Linked DNA regions of Homo sapiens: region 2 is linked to region 1. The links are chromatin contacts, found by POLR2A ChIA-PET in ENCODE. All regions are on one chromosome and are shown on one strand. Each heading gives the region's core, a stretch centred on a gene start or an enhancer-like site at or near the end of the contact. The rest is flanking DNA. Distances are from core to core; before and after follow the strand shown. Region 1 has its middle 5.4 kb from the start of KHDRBS1. Region 2 has its middle 8.5 kb from the start of SYNC.

Region 1 (4,708 bases), core at 1,797-4,296:
GAATGGTTTGTATGTGGTGGGGGTAGAGTGATGAGGCAGAGGAGGGAAGTCAGAACAAGTCTCAGATATCCAGGGTGTGCAGTGAGTTAGGGGTGCTGTTCCCTAAGATACAGACACTGAGGAGGAGCAGGTCAGTGGCAAAGGGCAGAGTGGGAGTTTGTTTGTTTATTTATTTATTTATTTTGAGACAGTCTTTCTCTGTAACCCAGGCTGGAGTGCAGTGGTGCGATCTCGGCTCACTGCAACCTCCACCTCCCAGGTTCAAGCAATTCTCCTGCCTCAGCATCCCGTGTAGCTGGGATTAAAGGCAGGTGCCACCACACCTGGCTAATTTTTGTAGTTTTAGTAGAGACGGGGTTTTGCCATGTTGGCCAGACTCGTCTCGAACTCCTGACCTCAGCTGATCCACCCACCTCAGCCTCCCAAAGTGCTGGGATTGGGAGCCACTGCGCCCAGCCTATCTATTTATTTATTTTTGAAATGGAGTTTCACTCTTGTTGCCCAGGCTGGAGTGCAATGACGCGATCTTGGCTCACTGTAACCTCCACCTCCCAGGTTCAAGCGATTCTCCTGCCTCAGCCTCCCAAATAGCTGGGATTACAGGTGCCCGCCACCATGCCTGGGTAATTTTTATTTTTTATTTATTATTATTATTATTATTATTTTAGATGAAGTCTCGCTCTGTCGCCCAGGCTGGAGTGCAGTGATGCAATCTCGGTTCACTGCAACCTCCACCTCTTGGGTTCAAGCGATTCTCCTGCCTCAGCCTCCCGAGTAGCTGGGATTACTGGCGCCCACAACCACACCTGGCTAATTTTTGTATTTTTAGTAGATATGGGGTTTCACCATGTTGGCCAGGCTGGTCTAAAAACTCCTGACCTCAGGTGATCTGCCTGCCTTGGCCTCCCAAAGTGCTGGGATTGCAGATGTGACCCACTGCACCTGGCAAGCAGCTCACTTTCTGGTTAGCAGGACAGGCAGGAAAAAAAAAAAAAAGATGATTATAATGCAAACATCACACAAGCCTCAGTGGTCTGTGGATTCAAACAAAGCCACGTGAATGCTAATCATCCCAAGTTCCTGTTCTTGCCCCAGCAAAGTCTCCTTCAAGTATTTCTGGGATTTCTCTAGGGACTTTTCACACAAGGCTATCACTGGTCACATCAGCCTTGCTCTGATCCCCTCTGCCCCTACCAAAGGTGCCTACTGTGGGAGTGCCTGATGACCCTGTGGGCAGGACTCAGACTATTATGAGGGTGGCAAAGGGCAAGCCTCAAAGTGAGTGACTCCTTCAAATCTGCGGGCCCCATGTTCTCTTTCTGCGCTGGAGCAGGCCGGAGAGAGGAAAAGTTCCATGAAAGGGGAGCTGGGCCCAGAGCAGCACCGCTAATGCCTGCAGTTTGGGTTCTACTGGGGACATGTTGAGTTTGAGGAGCCTCTGAGACATCCAGATGAGGATGTCAGGGATGCAATTGGCTTTCTGGATTTGGAATTCAGAAGTTTGAGTTGGAGATCTGAATTCCAGAGCTGTAAACATGGAGGAAGGAGTACCGGCACAGGACCAAGCTTTGCTGAACTCCCAACATTTAAATGCCCTGGCCCTCCCTCCACCTGGCCACTTCCCAAATACTCAGCTTTCCTACCTCATCTGGGCAGTTGGTCAGTCACTCTCTCCTGTGCATACCTATGTGTCTCTGCACAGTCTTCTATTACAACACCTTTCATTCTACATGGCAACTTGATTTACATATTTGTCTCCTTGAGAGTAGGGACTTTCTCTTAATGTTGAATTTTGGTCTCCCCATCTCCTTCCCCTTCCCTCCACATATTTGGCACCAAGTAGGTGTTTAAAATTGAACAAATGAACTACACTTTTTTTCTTTTCCTTTCTTTTCTTTTTCTTTTTCTTTTCTTTTTTTTTTTTTTTTTTTTGACAGTCTCGCTGTGTCACCCAGGCTGGAATGCAGTGGTGTGATCTCGGCTCACTGCAACCTCCATCTCGTGGGTTTCAGCAATTCTCTGCCTCAGCCTCCCGAGTAGCTGGGATTACAGACACCCACCACCACGCCCAACTAATTTTTGTATTTTTAGTAGAGACGGGGTTTCACCATCGTGGCTAGCCTGGTCTTGAACTCCTGACTTTGTGATCCACCAGCCTCAGCCTCCCAAAGTGCTGGGATTACAGGCATGAGCCACCGCGCCACCTGAACTACACTCTTGGAAGAGAAACTCTCCTGCCCAGGGCTGGGGCCTTTTGTCTCCTGGGAACTGGCTGCAATGCAGGAGAGGTAGATGGGGCCTGCAGATCTCCCACCTGCTGAGATCACACAGGTCAGGAGCTCTAGGCAAGTTTCAGTCCTTCTAGTCATTCCCGTAGGGATTCATGTGAAAGTGAAAGTCTGCAGTAGGGTACTCAATAAATGTGTGTGGTGATCATAACAATGGCCAATATTGCTTATGAAGTACCTACTAATTGCCAGCCTCTGTGCTAAGTGCTTTATAGATACTATCATGTTAACCCTGTATGTGTTAACCCTAACAGCCCTGGGGCAGGCATTGTTATATCCTCTGTTTTTGGTTTGTTTGTTTGTTTGTTTGTTTTGAGACAGAGTCTTGCTCTGTCGCCCAGACTGGAGTGCAGTGGCGCGATCTCGGCTCACTGCAACCTCCGCCTCCCAGGGTCCAACGATTCTCCTGCCTCAGGTTCCCGAGTAGCTGGGATTACAGGTGCGCACCACCACGTCCGGCTAATTTTTTTACTTTTAGTAGAGATGGGGGTTTCACCATGTTGGCCAAGCTGGTCTCGAACTCCTGAACTCATGATCCACCCGCCTTGGCCTCCCAAAGTGCTGGGATTACAGGCGTGAGCCACCGCGCCCGGCCATCTCTGTTTTATCAAGGAGAGGGAAGAGGAGTCTGAGCTAGTGTGATGGTTAATTTTCGGTGTCAACTTCACCGGATTAAGGAATACCCAGAGGACTGATAAAGCATTATTTCTGGGTGTGTCTGTGAGTGTGTTCCCAGAAGAGAGTGGCCTGTGAGTGGACTGAATGGTACAGATCCGCCCTCAATGTGGGCGGGCGCCAGCTAATGGGCTAGGGCCCAGAATGAACACAAAAGGCAAAGAAGGGATTTCCTGTCTCTCTTCCTGGAGCTAGGACACTCTTCTTCTCCTGTCCTTAGACATTAGATCCCCATGCTCTTCAGCCCTTGGACTCCAGGACTTACACCAGCAGCCCCTGGGTTCTCAGGCCTTCATCCTCTAAGCATCACACCACTGGCTTCCTTGGTTCTGAGGATCTCAGATTTGGACTGAGCCACACGACCGGCTTGCCAGGGTCTCCAGCTTGCAGAAGGCCTCCAATGGGACTTCTCAGCCTCCATAATCATGTGAACCAATTGCCCTCACAAGTCCCCTCTTGAATGTGTACATCTATCTATATACTGTATTTATTCTGTCTCTCTAAAGAATCCTGACTAATGCAGCAAAGCAAAACACTGTGCTCAATCACCCAGCAGGTAAGAGGCAGAGCTACCAACCTCCATCTGAACCATTATGCACTGCTGCTGTATCCTATACCATAGTAACTGGATTAAGGGTAGAAGAAACTTGCTCTTTTTGGAACCTCCTCCTCCCCCCAAAACAAGCCTAGCTATACTCAGTGAAAATTATACAGATTAGAGAGTAGGACTTGGCCAGGCGCGGTGGCTCATGCCTGTAACCCCAGCACTTTGGGAGGCTGAGGCGGGCGGATCATGAGGTCAGGAGATCGAGACCATCCTGGCTAACACGGTGAAACACTGTCTCTACTAAAAATACAAAAAAATTAGCTGGGCATGGTGGTGAGCTGTAGTCCCAGCTACCCGGGAGGCTGAGGCAGGAGAATGGCGTGAACCCAGGAGGTGGAGCTTGTAGTGAGCTGAGATCCTGCCACTGCACTCCAGCCTGGGTGACAGAGCAAGACTCCATCTCAAAAAAAAAAAAAAAAAAAAAAAAAAGGAGAGAGAGAGTAGGACTTTCAGATCCATAGCCAACATAAAGCACCCACAAATCTTCATCAGGTACTAAAGGGTATAATAGTGATTACTTCTGTTTATAAGCCCTACTATCAGGAGGTTTACACTGATATTTGTTAATGTTCACAATAAGCCTTCAAGGTAGATGGCATTACCCCACTTTATAGAAGAGAAAACTAAGTTTCAGAGGTCTTCCAAATGATACACAGTGAGGACAAGGCATTGCCGGGTTGTTTGAATTTGCCCCACTCCAACGTTAGTCTTTTCACATGGTTGTTAACCTTCAGGTGGACCTGGGGCAGCATACTGTGGTGAACACAAAATAAACTCCAGACTTCTAGGCTTTCAGAGCAGAAATTACTCTTCCCTACCCTGAGAAGGGCCCCCAAAATAGAAGGCTGCTGCATCACTTAGTGGATACATACACCGCAACCTCAACCACTCTTGGCCTGAGATTACCTTTAGGGTTCTCGCCTGGAAGAAGAGCACATCTCTCCCGCTCAGCCTACTCTCAGGGAAAGCAAGTAAAGATCTGGCAAGCACCCAGAAAGACTGAGGGTTATTTTTTGTTTTGTTTCCAGTGTTTTTAAAATTGTATATAGGTATGGCTACAACATGTTTTGATATACATATGCAGTAACTGTTGATTCTAGTCTAGAAAGGCCATAGATACCACTACCCAGCTCCTTCT
Region 2 (5,314 bases), core at 2,538-5,037, 700 kb after region 1:
GGCTGAGGCAGGTGGATCACCTGAGGCCAGGAGTTCGAGACCAGCATGGCCAACCTGGTGAAACCCTGTCTCTACTAAAAATACAAAAATTGGCTGGGTGTAGTGGCTCATGCCAGTAATCCCAGCTACTTGGGAGGCTAAGGCAGGAGAACTGCTCGAACCTGGGAGGTGGAGGTTACAGTGAGCCAAGATTGTGCCACTGTGCTCCAGCCTGGGCAACAAGAGCAAAACTCTGTCTCAAAAAAAAAAAAAAAAAAAAAAAAAACGCACCAAAAACCAGAATCAGAAAAGTTGTGAACAAATTTCATCTCGAGTGAAGACTTCTGGGTGCCACTCCAGGCAGGGTCCCCACCCAAGGGGTCCCTCTGTCTTAGGACTGTAGTTTCTGTGGCTGGTAGAATGGGGCAGGCAGGGGACTGTGAGTGAGTGGACATGCGTGTGGGAGGAATGGATGGATGAGCTGGGAAGTGGAGAGGCACCAGAGGGCAGCAGGGGAGGCATGGCCTTGGCAGCTGTCTCTACCAGACCCCAGAGCAGATCCTATAGGACCCTGGGAAACCAACCTCCCTGAACCTCAGCTCCCTCTCAGCAAAATGGGCAATTAACACCCTCTTCACAGGGTTGTTGTGAAATGCAATCAAATGTGAGGCTCAACACATGAGCCACTGGAAGTGGAGCTGCTCTCCAAGCTGAGAGTAGCACATTCCCCATTACTACTGATGCAGGTGGAGGCCATTCTGCTCACTTTTTTTTTTTTTTTGAGACGGCGTTCTTGCTCTTGTCCCCCAGGCTGGAGTGCAATGGCATGATCTTGGCTCACTGCAATCTCTGCCTCCTGGGTTCTCCTGCCTCAGCCTCCTGAGCCACCTGCCTCCACACCTGGCTAATTTTTGTATTTTTAGTAGAGAAGGGGTTTCTCCATATTGGCCAGGCTGGTCGTGAACTCTTGACCTTCAATCCGCCCTCCTGGGTCTCCCAAAGTGCTGGGATTACAGGCATGAGCCACCACGCCTGGCCTCTGCTCACTTTCTTTGTGCCAAGAGCTCCAGCAACCCGTCTAGAGGTGGGAGGAGGGTGGTACAGAGATGCCCTGGCAGGGCCCTCAGACCCACCACTTCTGTTTTTTGTTTTCAGACAGAGTCTTGCTCTTGCCCAGGCTGGAGTGCAGTGGTATGATCAGTGGGACCACAGGTGTGTGCCACCCCACCCGGCTAAATATTTTATTTTTTGTACAGATCACAGCCAGATAGAGGGGTATCTCACCATGTTGCCCAGGCTGGTCTTGAACTCTTGAACTCAAACGATCCTCCAGCCTTGACCTTCCAAAGTGCTGGGATTACAGGCATGAGCCACCGCACCCAGCCTTGACCTACTGCTTCTAGAGAGCCAGGGTATGAATCCAAGCTTTGGAGCGCTTACTTGCTGTGTGACCTTAGGAAAGTCACTCCACTTCATGGAAATTGTTTTCTTCTCTGTAAAATTAGATAACACAGCCAGGCGCGGTGGCTCACTCCTGTAATCCCAGCACTTTGGGAGGCCGAGGTGGGTGGATCACCTGAGGTCGGGAGTTCAAGACCAGCCTGACCAACATGGAGAAACCCCGTCTCTACTAAAAATACAAAATTAGCTGGGCATGGTGGTGCATGCCTGTAATCCCACCTACTCGGGAGGCTGAGGCAGGAGAATCGCTTGAACCCAGGAGGCGGAGGTTGCAGTGAGCCGAGATCGTGCCATTGCACTCCAGCCTGGGAAACAAGAGCAAAATTCTGTCTCAAAACAAAACAAAAACAAGAAATAATTAACTATTATTTTTGAAACTCCCCTTTCTCCTGCTTCCTCTCTCTGAAGCTGCAACCAGGGGCTGGCTGACTACAGCATGTGTTTTCACTCGCTCATTCATTCACTTCACCATTTGTTAGGCCAGACAATGTGTTAAACCCTAAGAACACAAAGACAGTAAGTCATTAAAGCAAGACCTATATCTGTATGACTTCATGGCTGTGTCCCTTGTCCCTAGGTTTTCAACAAATAGTGGCCAAATGATGTGTTCATGAAGAGTATAGTAATGAATAAGACAAATAGAAGAGAATAAAGAATGAAAAGAAAAAACAAATAGTGGCCAAATTAGTAAATGATGTTAGCTATATTCTTGAGCCCCTACTGCAAGCCAGATGCTAAACTAGTCTTTTTTTTTTTTTTTTGAGACAGAGTCTCGCTCTGTCACCCAGGCTGGAGTGCAGTGGCGCAATTTTGGCTCTCTGCAACCTCCACCTCCCGGATTCAAGCAATTCTCCTGCCTCAGCCTCCTGATTAGCTGGGATTACAGGCACCCACCACCATGCCTGGCTAATTTTTGTATTTTTAGTAGAGAGGAGATTTCGCCGTGTTGGCCAGGCTGGTCTCAGACTCCTGACCTCAGGTGATCTGCCTGCTTGGGCCTCCCAAAGTGCTGGGATTACAGGCCGGAGCCACTGCACCTGGGCTAGAAGGCATTTTATCTGCTTTAATGCAATAAATCTTCAGAACAGCCCTATAACATGGGGCCTGTAATAAAGCCCATTTACTGATGAGAAAACTGAGGCTTGGAGAGGTTATGCAACTTAGTTGACCAAAGTCACACAGAGAGGAAATGGTGGCACCCAAGATTCAATACACTGCCTCCACGAATAAATGATGTGTTATCCACATCATTGTCATTAACCTTGACTTTCAGAGACTTATAGTCTAGTGGGAATCTGGCAGCCTTTCCATCCTCAGACTTAGCCCCAAGGGGCCCAGGCATGGCCACAGACTTGTTTTGTGTCTCCGGGCAAATTACTTAACCTCTCTGGTTCTGCTTCCTTTTTTTTTTTTTTTTTTTTTTTTGAGACCAAGTCTTGCTCTGTCACCCAGGCTGGAGTGCAGTGGTGCCATCTCAGCTCACTGCAAGCTCCGCCTCTCAGGTTCATGCCATTCTCCTGCCTCAGACTCTCGAGTAGCTGGGACTACAGGCGCCCACCACCACGCCCAGCTAATTTTTTGTATTTTTAGTAGAGATGGGGTTTCACCATGTTAGCCAGGATGGTCTCGATCTCCTCACCTCGTGATCTGCCCACCTTGGCCCCCCAAAGTGCTGGGATTACAGACGTGAGCCACAGCGCCCGGCCACTTCTTTTTTTCTTTTTTTGAAACAAAGTCTCACTCTGTCACCCAGGCTGGAGTGCAGTGGCTGGATCTCAGCTCACTGCAACCTCCGCCTCCCGAGTTCAAGCAATTCTCCTGCCTTAGCCTCCTGAGTAGCTAGGATTACAGGCACTTGCCACCACGCCAGGCTAATTTTTGTATTTTTAGTAGAGACGGAGTTCCACTATGTTGGCCGGGCTAGTCTCAAACTCCTGACCTCAGGTGATCCACCCGCCTCGGCCTTCCAAAGTGCTGGGATTACAGGCGTGAGCCGCCGCGCCTGGCCCCCTGATTCTGCTTCTAGGAAATGAGATTGGGTGGGCGTTAAATGAGAAAATGTGCAGGAAATGCCCAGCCTTTTGCCCAGTATACAAGAGACACTTGATAAGTGTTCTTCTCTTTATTTCCTTCTTTCTCCCTGCCCTCTGGGACCGCTGTCTGGGAGCCATTGGGGCCTACCCGGTGCTGACCACCAGCCACCGCTTCAGAGGAAGCTGCGTTCAGGGTCGTTCCTCCCCAGGTCGGGCAATGCCGAGCACTGCCTCCAGGGGGCGCCGCCACGCCGACCCCGCGCCCCGGGGGTTGTCTTTTCCGCCGCAGCCGCGCGGGGCCGCCCGGGCCCTGAGTTTTCAGGACCGATGGCGCGCCGACAGTGGGGAGGTCGGCGTCCCAGCTGAATCAAGGACGTCCTTTAGCACCGCAGTGATAATGAACACACAACAATAATAGCCGCAGATCCACCCATAGCGAGCTGCTGGAGTTTAAAGGGCGCATGCGCTTGCTGGGAGGCTGTGGGACTCAGGGAAGGTGCCAGGCCTTAGACTCTGAGCTGGGTTCGAATCCAGAGCAGAGCAGTCTCTCACGTTTCCCCGCTCTGTACCCTTAGGCTTCTCTGAGCTTCTGCTTCCTTTTTTTTTTTTTTTTTTTTTTTTTTTTTTTTGAGACGACGGAGTCTGGCTGTGTCGCCCAGGCTGGAGTGCAGTGGCGCGATCTCCGGTCACTGCAAGTTCCGCCTTCCAGGTTCACGCCATTCTCCTGCCTCAGCCTCCCGAGTAGCTGGGACTACAGGCGCCCGCCACCACGCCTGGCTAATTTTTTTATATGTTTTTAGTAGAGACGGGGTTTCACTGTGTTAGCCAGGATGGTCTCGATCTCCCGATCTTGTGATCCACCGGCCTCGGCCGCCCAAAGTGCTGGGATTACAGGCGTGAGCCACTGCGCCCAGCCTCCTTTGTTTTCAAATGGGAAATGTATTATAGTTCTTGAGAGGAATAAATGAGCAACTTAGGAGAAGTGCATGTACCGTAATTCCCTCTGTCCTGTGAGGGAGCTCTGATTGAATTCCTTTGTGGAATGAGAACGCTGGGGACCCTTTCCCAGGCTCGCGGGCCTCCATGGGTCTCTCTCTCCCCTAGCACAGCCCAGAGGCCAGTCCAGGAGCTCTCTCCCTAAACCCCCTCTTCGGAGCTTCCCTACTCCTCTCTGGAGTTGGCAGCACCTTCAGCTCCTTGGACTCCTCTGGGAACTGCCCCTCCGTCCCCAGGTGCAGGCCCAAGCCAGCAATCTTCCCCTGGCCAATCCCACTACATCCCTCAAACTGAAGCAACGCCCCGTTTGTTCTCCTTACCGCTTCCAAAACCCCATCCAGCCATCTTCTCCAGAAAAACCTTTCCCCGTGTCCTCTCCCAGGTCCACAGCCTTTGCACATGCCACTCCTTGTATCTGGAACACCCTTTCCCCAAGCCCTAAAGCTTGTTACTCAGAACACAGCTTAAATATCACTTTTTCCAGGACGCTCCCTCCCTGTGGTCCTATGGTCGCCTGAGTTTCTTTTGCATTTCTTGTTTTTTTTTTTTTTTTTTTTTTTTTTTTGAGACAGTATCTCGCTCTGTCTCCCAGGCTGGAGTGCAGTGGCGCGCGATCTCGGCTCACTGCAAGCTCCACCTCCCGGGTTTTACGCCGTTCTCCTGCCTCAGCCTCGCGAGTAGCTGGGACTGCAGGCGTGCACCACCTACGCCCGACTAATTTTTTTTGGTATTTTTTTAGTAGAGATGGGGTTTCACCGTGTTAGCCAGGATGGTCTCGAACTCCTGACCTTGTGATCCGCCCACCTCGGCCTCCCAAAGTGCTGGGATTAGAGGCGTGAGCCACC

Evidence for each region. ChIA-PET counts read pairs that join two places held with the same protein, here RNA polymerase II (POLR2A).
Region 2: POLR2A ChIA-PET joins it to region 1 with 11 read pairs in WTC11. The contact joins two enhancer-like sites. POLR2A ChIA-PET finds 5 or more read pairs at or near these places in 2 of 52 experiments (K562 and WTC11).

Annotation. Positions count from the first base shown.
Region 1 is chr1:32,006,130-32,010,837 of GRCh38, forward strand. No RefSeq gene overlaps it. Among named protein-coding and RNA genes, the nearest start is that of KHDRBS1, 5.4 kb to the right of the region's middle. RefSeq lists an enhancer at 2,089-2,648. Within about 2 kb of position 3,047, at least 2 of the 41 ENCODE cell types and tissues checked have a DNase peak (open chromatin) inside an H3K27ac peak, as active enhancers do.
Region 2 is chr1:32,708,629-32,713,942 of GRCh38, forward strand. No RefSeq gene overlaps it. Among named protein-coding and RNA genes, the nearest start is that of SYNC, 8.5 kb to the left of the region's middle. RefSeq lists a silencer at 3,590-3,829. Within about 2 kb of position 3,788, at least 11 of the 41 ENCODE cell types and tissues checked have a DNase peak (open chromatin) inside an H3K27ac peak, as active enhancers do.